Regions from separate parts of the Homo sapiens genome. Here region 1 is linked to region 2. The links are chromatin loops, found by intact Hi-C in ENCODE. Cell type or tissue: Caco-2. All regions are shown on one strand.

Region 1 (8,000 bases), 130 kb after region 2:
CATAATGACTATTTAAAACATAACAGATATAAAGAAAAACTTTTTTTCCTATTACCCGTTTTAAGAAATAAAACTTTCCTGATAGAGTTGAAGAATACTTGTTCCCTTCCCTGATCACATTTATCATGCCCCTCCTTAATTTCTCTGTAATGTACCTCTTGTGTATGTAGCCTTAAGCAATATATTAGGTTATTTTTAGTGGCAAAATTAGCAATTACTTTTGCACCAAGCTATAGAACCAAAGAGTATTGTTTTACAGTGTTTAATAATGTCTGTAAGTGCCATCGTCTCTCTCTCTGTCTGCCTTCCTGCCACTCACTCCTCTTTTCTCAGTACTTTGTGAAGTTTATCTATGTTGCTTCATAAAATGAAGAGCTCCTCATTTTCTCTACTGTAAAGAATGAATAAATCACAATATTATCTACCTTCTTGTTGATGGACACTTAGCCTGTTTTCAATATTTTATTAGAACTTGATTTGCTATGAACATTCTCCTAATTATCTTTTGATATGCATTTGTAAGAGTTTATCTACATTATATGCTTAGAAGTGAAATTACTTTTTAACTTTACTGGATATCACCAAATTATTTTTCATTGTGTTTGGAGTAGCTGCAGTTTATAAAAGTTTATGTTACTCTAAATCTTCATCAATATTTGAGGTTTTGAAACTAAAATATTTACTTATTGATGGTTATATTTTATATATAATTTGGTTTTAGTTTACATTTCCCTGATACTAGTGAAGTTGATAATCATTTAATATGTTTCTGGGTAATTTGTGTTTAATATATTTGAATTACTTGTTTTTATATATTGATAGTTTTTTTCCCATTGTTTTTACTTTATATTGATTTGCTCACATGATTAATATATTCTGGAAAATAAATCTTCATCAGCTATGTTTATGACACATTTTTTTTATCCTGCTTGTTTTAGATTTAATTTGCCCTTTTTCTAGTTATGAAGTAAAAGCTTAGATAATTGATTTGAGACCTTCTTTTCTGACATAAACATTTAATACAACAAATTTTCCTCCAAGCATATTTTGATATATAGTTTAGTGATTTTATTTTGGTTCAAATAAATATAAATGTTCTTTGTGACTTTCTTTTTGCTTTATCAATTACTTGAAAGTATATTGTTTAATTTTCAAATATTTTGAAATATTCTAGATATGTTTGTTAGTTATTTCTAGTTCAATCTCCTTGTGGTCAGAAAATGCACTTGTTATGATTTCATTTATTTTAAATTTGTTAAGGTTTCTTTTATGAGTCAGCATAGAAGCTGTCTTAGTGAATATTCCATAAGCACTTTGAAAAAATATGTACTCTATTGTTAGGCAGAGCATTTTATAAGTGTCAGTTAGGTCAAGTTGTTGGTAGTGTTGTCTAAGTATTTTATATCCTCACTGATTTTCTGTTTACTCTGACAATTAGAGGAATGTTTGTGTCCTCAAGTATTGTGGATTTGTCTATTTCACTTCTGTCAGTTTTTGCTTCATCTGTTATGAAATTTTTAGGTACATTCACATTTAAGATCGTAATGTCTTCTTGATGAATTAACCATTTTATAATTATATAATGTGCATGTTAGTATTCCTTAATGTGAAATCTATTTTGTCTGACATTGATGTGGCCACACCAGTTTTCTTGACGTTTTGTTCTTGTATTTGTTGTTTTTCAGTATTTTTGCAAATTCAGTCATTATCTGTTCAAATAATTATTCTTTTCTATTTTTTCTTCTAAGATTCAAATAACATATGTACTAGACTGCTTGAATTGTCACAGTCTACTGTGGATCTCTTTTATGCTTTTTTGCTTATCGTGCTTTTTCACTCTTTGTGTTTAAGTCTGGATAATTTTTTTTTCTTTTTTTATTATAATTTAAGTTCTGGGATATATGTGCAGAACGTGTAGGTTTGTTACATAGGTATACATGTGCCATGGTGGTTTGCTGCACCCATCAAGCAGTCATCCAGGTTTTAAGCCCCATATGCATTAGCTATTTGTCCTAATGCTCTCCCTCCCCTTGGCCTCCACACCCTGACAGGCCCTGGTGTGTGATGTTCCCCTCTCTGTGTCTGTTTGTTCTCATTGTTCAACTCCCACTTATGAGTGAGAACATGTGGTGTTTGGTTTTTCGTGGCTGTGTGTTTGCTGAGAATGATGGTTTCCAGCTTCGTCCATATCCCTGCAAAGGAAATAAACTCATTCTTTTTTTTCTTTTTGTGGCTGCATACTCTTCCATGGTGTTTATGTGCCACATTTTCTTTATCCAGTTTATCATTGATGGGCATTTGGGTTGGATCCAAGTCTTTGCTATTGTGAATAGTGCTGCAGTAAACATACATGTGCATGTGTCTTTATAGTAGAATAATTTATAATCCTTTGGGTATATACCCAGTAATGGAATTGCTGGGTCAAATGGTATTTCTGGTTCTAGATCCTTGAGGAATCGCCACACTGTCTTCTACAGTGGTTGAACTAATTTACACTCCCACCAACAGTGTGGTGGGAGTGTAAATTTTTCTTCATCCTCTCCAGCATCTGTTGTTTCCTGACTTTTTAATGATCAACATTCTAGCTGGTGTGAGATGATATCTCATTGTGGTTTTGATTTGAATTTCTCTAATGACCAGTAAAGATGAGGTTTTTTTCATGTTGGTTGGCCACATAAATGTCTTATTTTGAGAAGTCTCTGTTCATATCCTACGCCCACACTTTTTGATGGGGTTGTTTGTTGGCAACCTACAGAATGGGAGAAAATTTTTGCAATCTATCCATTTGACAAAGGTCTACTGTCAAAAATCTACAAGGAACTTAAATGTATAAGTCTGGATAATTTCTATTAGACTATCTTCAAGTTCACTGATTATTTCCTTGCCTGTGTCAAACCTACTGGTTAGCCTGTCAAAGGCATTCTGCATCTCTGTTATTATGTTTTATTTACATTTCTAGTATTTTGGTTTTATTCTTTCTTATAGCTTCTATCTCTGCTAAAATTCCCCATCTGGTCATGCAACTTCTCCACTTTTTCCACTAGAGTTTTTAGCATATTCCCTTTCTGTTAGTTCTAATACCTGGGTAATATCTGAGTCTGGGTCTCTTGGTATATATGTACATATTATTTTTTTGCTTTTGCTTTTGACACTTTTTCATCCTTCTCCTCTTCTGCCCCACTTTTCCTTCTCTTCCTCTTCTTTCTCCCTCTCCTTTATCTTCTTCTCTTCTTCCTCCCCTCTTTATTCTACTTTAATATTAAATTGTGCTTAGAGTGCGGTTTAGATGCCTGGAGACTGCTCTCCACTCTCCACTCTCTACTTTAAGCTTTCTTGGAAGTTTCTACCTGAGAGAGGTTCATTATTTGTGCTTGCATGCCCCCTCTGGTGGGAGGTAGCCTTCTGTCACCTGTTTCTTGGTGTCTCAGCCTGGTGGCGGGGGCAGAGGCATTCTCTATCGTCATCTTTCATGCTTGGTTGTAGACAGGCCCGATGTTCTTGGGTCTTGGGGTGGGACTTTCTCAGTGATCCGATCACTCTATAGTAATAAAGGATCAGAGGATCTCTAGTGGTGTCATCCCAGGAAGATTTACTGCTCCTCCCTTTCTAATTTCAATGAGTCTTCACCTAAGGTCAGCAGGGTCTGTCATTTTTGTTCTGTAGGAAAGAGGATCCAAGTGGGTCTTTGTACTTTTCCTGCAATTACTGCTGTTCCCCTTCAGCAGGCATGTACCTCAAAGGGACACTTTCTCCAGGCACCCACTCTGCTTCCAATCATTCTCATGGGCATTTGGGTGAGGTCCATAAAGAAGACCCTTTAGTCAGTGCAGAATACTCTTGAGTAAAGGCTCTCAGGAGTGTTATATTCTCATGCTAGCCCACAGATGACATTATATATTTTGGCTGAATTCTTATTACCAGGTTTTTTGAGGTCTGATATGGTTTGGTTGTATCCCTACCCAAATCTTACCTTGAATTGTAATAATCCCTATGTGTCAAGGGCAGAGCCAGGTGGAGATAATTGAATCATGGGGTCAGTTTCCCCCATACTGTTCCCATGGTAGTGAATAAGTCTCACGAGATCTGATGGTTTTATAAATGGGAGTTCCCCTGCACAAGCTCTCCCTTGCCTGCTGCCATGTAAGATGTGCCTTTGTTTCTTCTTTGCCTTCCACCATGATTGTGAAGCCTCCCCAGCTGTATGGAACTTTGAGTCCATTAAACCTCTTTTCTTTATAAATTACCCAGTCTCAGGTATGTCTTTATTATCAGTGTGAGAACAGACTAATACAGTGCCTGACATATCTTCCTACCATGCTCTGCTCCATGGAGACATGTAAATTTCCTTAGGTATCCAACTAGTTGGTTGCCCTGAGACCTCATCTGTTTTACTAGTTAAGGAAAACTTATGATTTCATGCATCATTTAAGTTTTCCTTGAAGTTAGGGTGGGAGTCATTCTTTTATATCTTTGTACATCCTAAATGGAAACTGGTACCTTCTATGTGACAAATATATTTTCCTAGTCCGTGGTTTGTTTCCTCACTTTTTATGACATCTTTTGCCCACAGAACATTTAATTTTAAAGTAGTCAGATTTATTCATCTTTTTATTTTTTTCTTCTCTCTCTTTTTTTTTTTTTTTTTTTGAGATGGAGTCTTGCTCTGTTGCCCAGGCTGGAGTGCAGTGGCATGATCTTGGCTCACTGCAACCTCCGCCTCCCGGGTTCAAGCAATTCTCCTGCCTCAGCCACCCATATAGCTGGGATTACAGGCACATGCCACCACGTCCAGCTAATTTCTGTATTTTTTGGTGGAGATGGCATTTCACCATGTTGGCCAGGCTGGTCTCGAACTCCTGACCTCATGATCCACCCACCTCAGCCTCCCAAAGTGCTGGGATTACAGGTAGGCGTGAGCCACCGTGCCTGGCCCATGTTTTTCTTATGGTCTATGCTTTTGAAGTTGGGTTGAAAAATCTTTTTCTACATTGAGTTCATAAATATGCTTTTTTATTTAAGAAAAAAAATAAAGCCATTGGTAAGAGCATCATCAATTTCAGATCATGCATCATTTTCTACTCACCTTCCTTTCTTTAATTATAGTGGATTGTACCACCTGGATTTTGCCTTGCTTGTATCTCCTTAATGTTCAATTCTATTTCTCTCTCTCTCTCTTTTCTGGCCATGTTACTTCAGCATTTAAATGTGCTTATGTATCCCAATTATTAAAAAAAAAAAAAAAGCTATTTCTTAACTCAGTGGCCTTATCTGCTTGAGAAATATCAGCTAAGTAGAGTGATGACACTGTTCCCTCTGTTCTTCCTACCTGCTGCTCCTCCCATCACTGACCATGCCTTTTCCAACTAACTTCTTTTCTTGTCCCCTTAAATATTTTTGCACCTTAAGATTAATTCCTCAGCCCTCTCTTCTTCTCACTATATGCATTTTTTTAGTGACTTCATGAATTATTTGGTTTTAACCATTAGCCAAATACACTTAACCAAAGATACTTCTCTAGACTTAATATTTCTCCAGAAAATTTAGACCCATGTGTGTTTCTAAGGCACCTCAGAACAACATGAGTAAAACTAAATTAACTATCCTTGACTAAAATTCCTTTTATTCTCTCCTGATAGGTTAGTGGCTTGTAATTTACTAGGTAGCATGATCTTTCTCTTTTGCATGAATTCACCTCTGATATCACATCTAATTCTATCACCAACATCAGGTAATTCTATTTAATAACTTAGAATCTAGATTCTGTTCTCTAATCATATACTTCTATCTTGGCTTAACCCTCATTATTATTTTATTTTCCTTGAATATTAACCTCTAAATAGGTTGCTTTTCTTATCAAGCTACCACCTTTCAGTACAGTCTTTACTTTTTGACACTGTAGTGGATTTTCTAAAATTCACGTATGATCATGTCACTCTCTTGCTTAAGTATATCTAATGTGGCTTCTTTCTGCTCTCATAATTAAGCTTATTCTCTCTAGCCTGGCCTTCAAGCTTTTTCTCTGATCTCCGCTTGTCTTGCTAGTTTTTCTCTGGAAGCAATTCTCATCTCAGATAAGGAATAACCACCACCATACACACAAAAATCTAATGGACAACATGAGGACAGTGCTTAATAATAGTATTTTATTCAGCATTTTTGCTAAATGAGTAGATTATAGCTGCTCTTGCCACAGGGGCCAAAATAGGTAAATGAATAAGATGATGAATATGTTAATTTGTTCCACCATAGTAACTATTTTGCCATATATGTGTATCTTATAACGTCATGTGCATATCTTAAATATACACAATAAAATGTATTTATTTTAAAAAAGAAGGAGACTCAAAGTTTTCAAATTGAGTTCTAAGAATGTATTTTTAAAGCTCCATGAGAGAAAAAGTGAAGGCAAGGAGTGAATGACGGGCAGGGGGTTAATAGGGCTTGTATTTCCCAGCCCACACCAAACAGAGCAGCTCTGCTTTTATCTGTTTTACATATAAGCCATTATATTTCATATGAAAAAATTTCATTGACAGGATAAAAAACATTAGGAAAACCAACATCTTGGATTTAGCCAAACTGAACTATTTGCAATTCTCTGACTTGTCATATTCTTATTTTCCCACATCTTTCATTCCTGCTGCTCCGTTGGCCTAGAATTGCCAGGACTCTCCCCTTCACGTAGTTCACTTCCTGGAGCCTCTTCCATGCAGTCATCCTGGATTTATTTGAGCCCTTATTTGGTGCTCTTTCCTTCTGCCCTATACTCTGATAATATCCCTTTCATGGCAGTTATCACATTCCACTGTAACTATTCATTTGATTTCCTCCTACTAAGACTGAATTCTTTTAAAGGCCAATCCTAAGTTAGTTATTTCTGTGTGCTCAGTGCCTTGCACATGGTGACTTCTTAATAAATGTTTGTTTATACAATAAATGGATGAATAGATTTATCTAGTGCTTATTGGAATCAATCTTGTTGCTATGGGGAAATAAGAGAATCAAATTTACGTTCTGACAGAGTTATTTTATTAAAAAGCAGAGGAAAAAATGTATATCTATAAAGTAGAAAATAAACAGTAATAAATTATGTGAGATAAGTTACTAGGGGAACTTAGGAGAGCATGGTATTGCTTTCAGCTGAAGAAAGAGAAGTCATCATGGATGAGGTGGCACTTAAACCTGGCCCATAGAATTTGAAGGTATGTCAATTAGGAATGTATCTGAGGATGATAGAATGGAATGTAGAAAGCCATTGGGTGTAATGTGACCCGTTTCTTCTGCATATTTGATATCATAGGTTGTCATCAACTCAACTCCATAACTGGCTCAGAGAGAGTTTTAAATTTTGGCTAGAAGCTGATAGGGAATACCAACATTAGAGAGTTTCTTTCTTACTTGTATGCTGCTTCATAGGAGGAAAAATTGATTAAACTCTTGACTTTGTGCATTCTTTTGTTCATGTCTCAGAATTTCTGTTCTGTCAAGAATCAGCCCAAATAAATACACACACATATAGATAGGTACATAAATTAATAAAATGTGAAAGAATCCATGAAGGAGGGAATATATTCCCATAGTAGTGTTTACTAAGTGTTTGTGTCAGTTTGGGTCTTTCAGAAACAGATGCCAAGATGAAATGAGACATGCAAAAGATTTATTGGGAGGACACTTGAGAAGGATAAAGGTGAGAGAGCAGGGTGGGAGAATCTTCAGACTGTAATACACCTGTATGACACTTCCACACAGAGACGGAAGGGGGAGAATTACACAGGAAGAGCCTCAGACTATAGTACAGCTTTAAGAAAGTCTTGGCCAAGCTGATGGGGAGCCCCAGAACAAAGATTGCTTGTTAGCAAAATCCCGCAACAGGCAGAAATGGCCTGACTATAATACTTCTGCCATGTGTAGGCACTTGGAGCGATCTAGGAGGCACATGGCTTCCCTGAGGACCTTGGAGTATTCTGCAGACATGGAGGCTCGAGGCTCAGACACCTGTA
Region 2 (8,000 bases):
GTTCTTTCTGTGGGTGACACAAATGTGCCAATGCTCAGCACTTCTCAGGAAACTTGAGGTAAAATCATATCCTTGCACTTTAGCTGTTGAGCAGAATTTCATAGTTTTACATGCCAGTGATACAGAGCTTTATAGACCTAATTGAATTCAACAGCAGAGCAGTGTGACAAGCAATCTTCAAAGACACAAACGGCTTTGGAAAGAGAAGATAAAAGTAATGAGACCTACTACTGACAATCCAAGAAATGAATCTTTAGCATTGGCTGTCTATGGAGCAGCAATATGCAACTGAAGAATGGAAAAAAATGGCGAAATATTCACAAACTTATTTTAGTAACCCTGGTACAAACCAAAAAAGCAATTTATTCATTTATTCGCTGATTTATTTAATTTGCAAATATTTACTGAGTGCTTTCTATATACCAGGCACTGCTAAATACTGAATAACAATATAGCCTTCAAAAATACCAATTGGCTAAAATATGGGTCTCAAAAAAAAATAAATAACTTGTGCTCTGTTTACTTTTGGAATAATCTTATTCAAATTGACTCTTTGCCATTCTTTGCCAAAACCCTCAAAATATCATTTTATTTAATTCTATAATTGTTAGCAAAACTTACTTTTTCATTTTTTGGGACAATGTTTCCAGTCTATAGATAGATGTGAAATAAAATTATTTTTTGCTTTTTTATTGCAAGGAGATAATTATGCTGCTTATGCAAGAATTTATAAAGACTGAGGACATGTAGTAAGAATAAAGTATTGTTATTAAGTGAAACTCAGAACAAAGTTTCTCCGGCATTTATGATTATATATAATCATTACTGGCCTACTTTAAGGATAAATGTTAATCAGTATATGTGAATAATGATTAGCTGACTTCTTTCATATAACCAAATTAAATGGAAGTTAATGGATAGGTTAATTTGCTTGACTACAGTAATCATTTCACTGTATACATGTATATCAAAACATCAAGTTTTACATCTTTACACAAATTTAAAACATTTTTTTAAATTGCTCAGGATAACTAGGTTGCTGGGGTTGTAAGTCAAGGTGTGGGATCCAGATTAAAAATGAGTGGGAGGAAGAGAAGAGAAAAATAAAGGCAGGAGCTGGGTGGATTGGAAGCTTTTCTGGGGGTGCCAAGGCCCTCTTCCTCTTTTCCTCTTCACCTTCTGCCCCACTCCATGCTCTTTTTTTTTTTTTTTTTTTTGAGAAACATGAAAAGACTGAGTGAGGACTCCTGGAATTCTTTGGGATAGTCTCATGAAAGGGTAATTTCATGAGGTAGGGGTAGGGTCATGAAAGGATACTTTTTAATGGGAGCCAGGGAGAAAAACAGCAAGGCAATTATAAGATGCAACCTTAGAATAAGAAAGAAGGTCTGATGGTAGACTTTGGGTTTTTATAGGGTAAAATATTAATATGTCTTAGGGGTGAAAGTGGGGTTGATGAGATGTAGCAAAAAAGAAATTAGGCTTGACATGAAAGGAGAAGGGAAGTAAAATTCATTAACATTAGGGTTGGGTGTGCTACAGGTATGCAATGGGTGGTGAAATCTATGATTCCGAGTTCATCTGAGGTCTGTAAAAGCATTTTGTTATTTGAAAAAAACAGTTAAAATGAGTTAGATTGTTTAAAAATTGCTAACAAATTTTTTTATTCTTCTTTAAATATACTTTAAATGGCTTAATTATAGAGCATCTTCTGGGTGTTAGATTTCTTATCAAGTTCAGAATCAAGTCAGATCGTGCCTTCATGTAGCTTATAGTCAATTGTAGGGTATTATCTCCCCACTCAAATTAACTAAAAATTATTTTTCAACCAAACTTTCCATTTGTATTTTACTCCTTCCCTACCCAATTAAAACACTTTAAGAAATGTTACCCCTATTACTTCCCAATGGAAAAAAAAATACAGTAAAATATTACTTAATTTTTTTATTGTGCTGAAAATTTTCAGTGGCTATAGGAACAAGTGTAATAAGAGCTGTAAGTTAATTTTCAAATGAATGTTCAGGGATTTAAAAAAAGAGGAAGAATATGAGGCTCTTGGGATATGGTTGTTTACCAAGAGAACATATTATTAATGTCATTGAAACTCACTTTATTATTGAGTGTGAAATGAAATACATAAAGAAGCAATGTTAGTTTATTTCTGTTGGTTCATAGACACAGAAAAATGATGTGACTTCTTAAGTATATATTGTTATTCTCAATAGGGAGGCACAAACTAATTTTTCTCTTTAGTTGTGTTTATTCTCTACTTCCTGCATTTTTGGAAGAGGGGTTCTTGTTGATTCTTGCACCTAGCTACTCAACTAAGTCAATAAATTATATTGGAGGAGGAATGGAAGAAAAATAATGTTGATTTTATTTTATTACCTATGTATTTTGTACACACAGAAAATTTATGTATGAGAGGTGGCATTTGTTAAATATATGAATTTTTAATGTATCTAATCACTGTATTCTTTGTCAGTGGTAAGAGGAAAGCATCCTTCATTTTTCATGCGGACCTTTGTTTTATATGAAAGCTTTTCAGGGAAGAAAGCACAAATTCAATGAGCTATCAGAATGCGAATTTGGATGTTAGTGATAACTTTTACATTGCAATGAATCTTCTTAGAATATAATCCTCAATTTTGAGTTATCTATACCTTAGAGAAATTTTTACAACTACATTGCAGAGAAAGGAGCTAATCACCAGCATACACGGTGTCAAGGGTAGAGATCCCGTTAGAGACTGCCTGAGTTTCAGTCCTATCTCTTTTGCCCAGTTTCTCCCTTCTGTAAAGTAGTCATGATAACAGAGTTCACCTCATAGGTTTGTTTGTTATGCAAATTCAGTGATTTAACATTTATGAAACACTTAGAACAGACTTGGCACATGCTTAGCACTACATGGTTGGCTGTTAATAAGCAAAAGCAAGCAAACCACTCCTTTGTGGGGTAGAAACATATTTCAACATAGAGAGGAATATGTTGTTTTTAGCAAAAAAAAAAAAAATCCATGTTTATTTGCAGTGGTAGATATTTTGCATATTCATTTGCTTTTCATTTTTGTGTACTGGTTTCCAATAATGTGATATTTTTATATTATATTTCTTAGATGCTGATATTATCCCCAAAACTTTTGTTTCTACTTTTTTGTAAGGCAGAGAGACAGACTGTGTATGTGTGTACAATTGTGTGCAATGTAGCAAATATTATTTCCCATTATTATTCATACAGGCTAAAAATTTACATAGTATATTTAAGTAATTTGTTAATCTTATCTCTGATTTATCTAAAACATTTTAGGTAAACATCACAATGTTTAGTTTAAATTCTAGTCTCAGCAGTTACATTTGAAAAGGTTAAGTCTTATGACTTGTCAGTATTAATAATCCATTTGCAATTACCATACTAATTTGTTCCATATGCCTATAAAATATTTCTCTGAGCTACTAAATTATCACCTACTGAGAAGTTAAAAATATCTATTTGATACTTTTTCCAACAGAGAAGCAATTCTGCTTCAATCCTGAGTGGCGCTAAATTGTATATTGAAATATATCCTATCAAGTAATATCATCTTTGTAGCTGTTAATTATATCCATGATTATCTAACAGGATTATTAATGTATTTTTTTCTGCTCTCAATATATCAGTGATGGCAAAGAGACCTTATTTTGAGACTTGTCACAGTTCTAATTTGGATATTTTTGGAAAAATACATTAAGTACTCATGTTTCATTAACTTCTTTGGATACTTAGATATGTACATGATATAAAATAAAGTGAATAAGGAAATGGTGATGATAACAATGAAGTCCAATATCTAAATCTTTTCCTTATTTCTTCATTTAATTATTGCTTAAACATTTCTAAATCCTATTTGTATATGAAGAAAAACAAGAAGAGTTCCATGCCAGCAAGCCGATATCTGGGTGATTCAAGCCTTCAGGTAGTTCTGTGGCAGACTTTGGACCTTGGTAAGTTACCAGAAGTGATGAAGTTTCAGGTCTTACAAAGTAAGGCCAGAGTTGGGAAACACCTTGAAAACGAAAGAAACGACTTGAGAAAAAGAACTTCCTTGGTAAGATCAGACTGCTCTTTCTCCCTGTAATTTATAATTCTGTCCAGCAGCAAGTGGAAAAAAAAAAAAGAATAAAAAAAGAAAGGAAAAGGGGAAAGAATAATCAAAGCCAAACTAGAATCAGAGGGAAAGAATGCAGAGGGGAAAGGTTCAGCCTTGAGCTCACAGTCTCTCCCAGTTTAGCTCTGGAACTGTAATCCTTTAATTGAAGCCTTGCTCTGTTCCAAAGCATTCAGCTCTTATTAACAAATCTCATGAACTATTTGAAAAATATGATTGTTTGAGCCAAGCAATGTCTTAGGTAAATTTGTGTTTTAATTGCAAGCAGCTAGAGTATGCCTTGAGACTACTTGAATTGGAAATGGTTTTCTTTTTTTCTTATTCATTTACAGGAGCGTAAGTAAATAAAGAGCAATAATGAAAAACCTTCCTTACAGTATGTAATGAACTCACATTCTTATTTAAGAATGTGATTACTTTGGCTGTGGTGATTTACAAAGTGCTGTGTTTATGTAGGAGATATGCTTTTTAAAGTGTACCTTTTCCCATATGTATATATCTATTTCACTGTTATTACAGGTATCAGAAATAAGAAAAAATATTTATTGAGATAAACTTACTTATTTCAGCATATATTTATTCAACATTTTCATGTATTACCTAAAATGAAGGATACTTCTCTTGTTCATTCTACCTTTTCTACAGAGGGGCTGAGCCTCCCTGCTTCTTTTAACTTCATCATCTTCCTTTATCGGAAGGCTGAAGGGGGAGATAATGAGCTAAAGAACAACTTTCACCACCCACTGGGAGGGAACTACTGGAAGAGTGACTAGTTGTAGTTAGTGATCAGCGACATCTGCCCTGCCCCTCCTTTCCTGTCAGGGCAGCTGTGCTCTCGGACCCAGTGTGTGAAGTGATGGGTCTTCTGCCCACCCTCTGACCTGACCTCAGTTGTGTTGCTGTGTATGGATTCGAATTTATTCAAAGGACGATGTACTTCTACAGTATAGTTATTCAGAATGCAACACTTTTGCCAATTTATATAGGAAATGAAGACCGAAAACTCTAGCTCCTGACTGCTCTTAAAATAGGCTGAGACCTAGTGAAAATTAAATTAATTATACCAATGTCTTTCCCATCTAACCTACATATAAATATTTGAATGTGCAGGATCAGATACCTGATGTGTAAAAGGATAGCGTTTGAGGGGATGGTCTCTGAGATGGACCAGGCTCTGACAGTCAATCACGTGACTATCAAAAACCTTACAAGGCTCTGAACGTAGTCCTTACTTCTATATAAAGCCCAATGGAACTCACAGATGAAAAGAGAGCTTCACTTATTCTTTTGCTTTTTTAAAAAATGAGCTGGTTATAACTTTGCACATAAGTCTAATTGTGCACTTAGAAACTGATAGTAATAGAGGTTTACAGTTCTTTTCAACCTCCTGGAGAGTCCCAATACACACAGAACATTATATGGGCCAAAGAAACTTCTGAACCTAGAAGTGGGGTTTAAATACTGATTGTGCCTTTTACTGGCTTTGTAACACTGGACAAGTTACATATTCTCTGTAAACCAAGTGTCACATCAAAGGCAATCATTCCTATGTGTTATCCCTCTTTCCCAGATAGCAATCTCACCTTTTCTGCTGCCTACTAGACATTCTCTTTAGGATATCTCAATAATACCTTCAAATATCTGCCTGAAACAGAACTCCCTTCTTTGAAAGTACAGGATCACATTCCTTCTGCTTCCATTGACTCACCTTCTGCATAGACACCCAGGTGCCCTGTTTAGTAAATAAGACTCTTTTTTCCCCTCCTTTTACATCTCCTTCACATTCAATGCAAAAATCATTGCCATTATTCTTCATATTATTTCTGTGTTAACTTTCCTTTTCTCCATTTCTATGGCCATTACTCTGGTTGAGATTATTATGACTATGTGCCTGAAATAATGTAATAGATCACTTACAGGCATCAATGCCTTCCATAGCTTTCATTTCCACCCCCTTCATTTTGTATCCTACCTTCTGCTTCCAGTTTAATCTCCTCGAGGCACAGTTTTCATCCTGTCATTTTTCTTCTGTAAAGTCTTTAAATGGATCTCTTTGTGAACTGAATGAAGGCCAAACTGAAAGTGCCTCTAACACATATGAGTGTACGTACGTTGTAAAGTCTTTAAATGGATCTCTTTGTGAACTGAATGAATGCCAAACTGAAAGTGCCTCTAACACATATGAGTGTACGTACGTTGGTGTGTCTCTTATACTAGGTCGATGAGGCTCTGACAGTCAATGCACTTCCTCTGATGTTTTCTCATATTTAAATTCAGTTTTGCATTTTTGGCAAGGATACCAGAAAGTGAGGTTGTGACCTTATCAACATGTCTTATCCGAAGACTCTTGATGTCAATTTATTCCATTACTGAAAATGTTAACTTTGATCACTTGGGGAGGGTGGTGTTTGCCAGATTTCTTCACTACAAAGGCACTATATTTCTTTGTACTCTATAAGTATCTCATGGGAAAATAATTTGAGAGAATTTAAATATCCTGTAATTTATCACACCTTTGCCACTAATTTTAGTATCCGTTAATGATTCTTGCCTGAAACAACTATTACTGTGGTGTTTGCCAAATGGTAATTTTCTGGTTCAATAATTCCTTAACTTAGAAACAAGTTGTAGTTTTATAGTAAGGAAAAGTTTTCTTTTCTCCTTTACTTATTCATTCATTCATTTGTTCACTCACTTATTTGTGTTAGTACAGACACATGAACCCTTACGTTATTCCACAGGTTATAATCCCTTATGATCAAGATTTATTTTGTTATTCAGTGTTTCTGTATTTGACCTTTAGGATCACCAATCAAGTTGGCTACTTTGTCTTTTTGAAATGTGCCTATTCTTTCTTTCTTTCTTTTTAACTCTTTGGTATTTTCTAGCACAAAATATTTCAGGCTCATCTTATTTTTTCTCCTTCAGCCCTGGATTCAGCTGTTTCTCCAAGGAGCCATAGTTTTCTTATATTGGAGAGTGGTATTTAGAAACCAAAGTCTGGGAATCAGCTGGGCTCATTGGTGCAAGGGCATCCAGAATACCTGGCCAGTACTCATGAAAATCGTCAAGGTCATAAAACACAAAGAAAGACTGAGGAACTGTTTCATATTAAAGAACGCTAAGGAAACATGACAACTAAATGCGAAGTGTGTGTTTGGATTGGATCCTGATCCAAAAAAGAGCATTGGTGGAACAATTGGAGAAATTTGAATATGTTCTATAGACTAAGTAATATTCCATATTATATTATAACCTTATATATTTTGTCCATACCAGAGACTGATTTAAGAAAAATCAGTCTTAAATACTGACCTGAAAATAATATGAGAGTGCCTGAGTTACTCCATTTTTTTAAACCACTACTGGACTCCTCCCATTCCCTACAGTAATATTTTTCAAAGTGTGGTCCATGAACAACCTGCATCAGATACTCCAACATTCCATATTAAAAATGTAAAATTTAAAAATTTAAAGCCCAAAGTCTGGGCTCCATCAAAAACTTGCTGAATCTTAATTTATGGGTAAGAGAGTCCTCAAAAGTTCTATTCAGATCATTTTCATGTACCCTACTGTTTGAGGACTACTGGCCTAAGCCTTTATCAATATACTTCAATCCAAGATATTTATGGGAGCCTCCAGTCTTCCATGGTCTGGTTCTTATTAACTGCTGAGTTTCTTTTTTTTCTTTCTTTCTTTCTTTCTTTCTTTTTTTTTTTTTTTGCCATTCCTTAAGACACTACATTTTTCTACTATAAATTCCTGTACCTCTCTGCTTATGCCTTGCTATTTTACTTCTTTATACCTTTATCATTTCCTCTGCCTGACATAACTGTCCCACCTTACTTCACTTGAT

The links. Hi-C counts contacts between places; a loop is a spot of excess contacts. Peaks named below come from ENCODE experiments on the same cell type or tissue, not always from the same donor. Only the 100,000 strongest peaks of a DNase experiment are listed, where the experiment ranks them.
Region 1: it touches region 2 in a loop (12-fold over the local background); 2 of 110 quality-filtered maps call a loop at or near these places.

What each region holds. Positions count from the first base shown.
Region 1 is chr4:142,439,059-142,447,058 of GRCh38, reverse strand. All of the region lies in intron 3 of INPP4B (inositol polyphosphate-4-phosphatase type II B), which reads left to right. Among named protein-coding and RNA genes, the nearest start is that of INPP4B, 400 kb to the left of the region's middle. In Caco-2, no CTCF peak of the experiment used is centred here; no DNase peak of the experiment used is centred here.
Region 2 is chr4:142,564,307-142,572,306 of GRCh38, reverse strand. The region is part of intron 2 of INPP4B (inositol polyphosphate-4-phosphatase type II B); the gene reads left to right. It overlaps LOC101927613 (a long non-coding RNA gene), which reads right to left. Exons shown (of 3, transcript XR_007058285.1): 1 at 6,117-8,000. Among named protein-coding and RNA genes, the nearest start is that of INPP4B, 280 kb to the left of the region's middle. In Caco-2, no CTCF peak of the experiment used is centred here; a DNase peak (open chromatin) is centred at 4,906; H3K4me3 peaks cover 461 bases.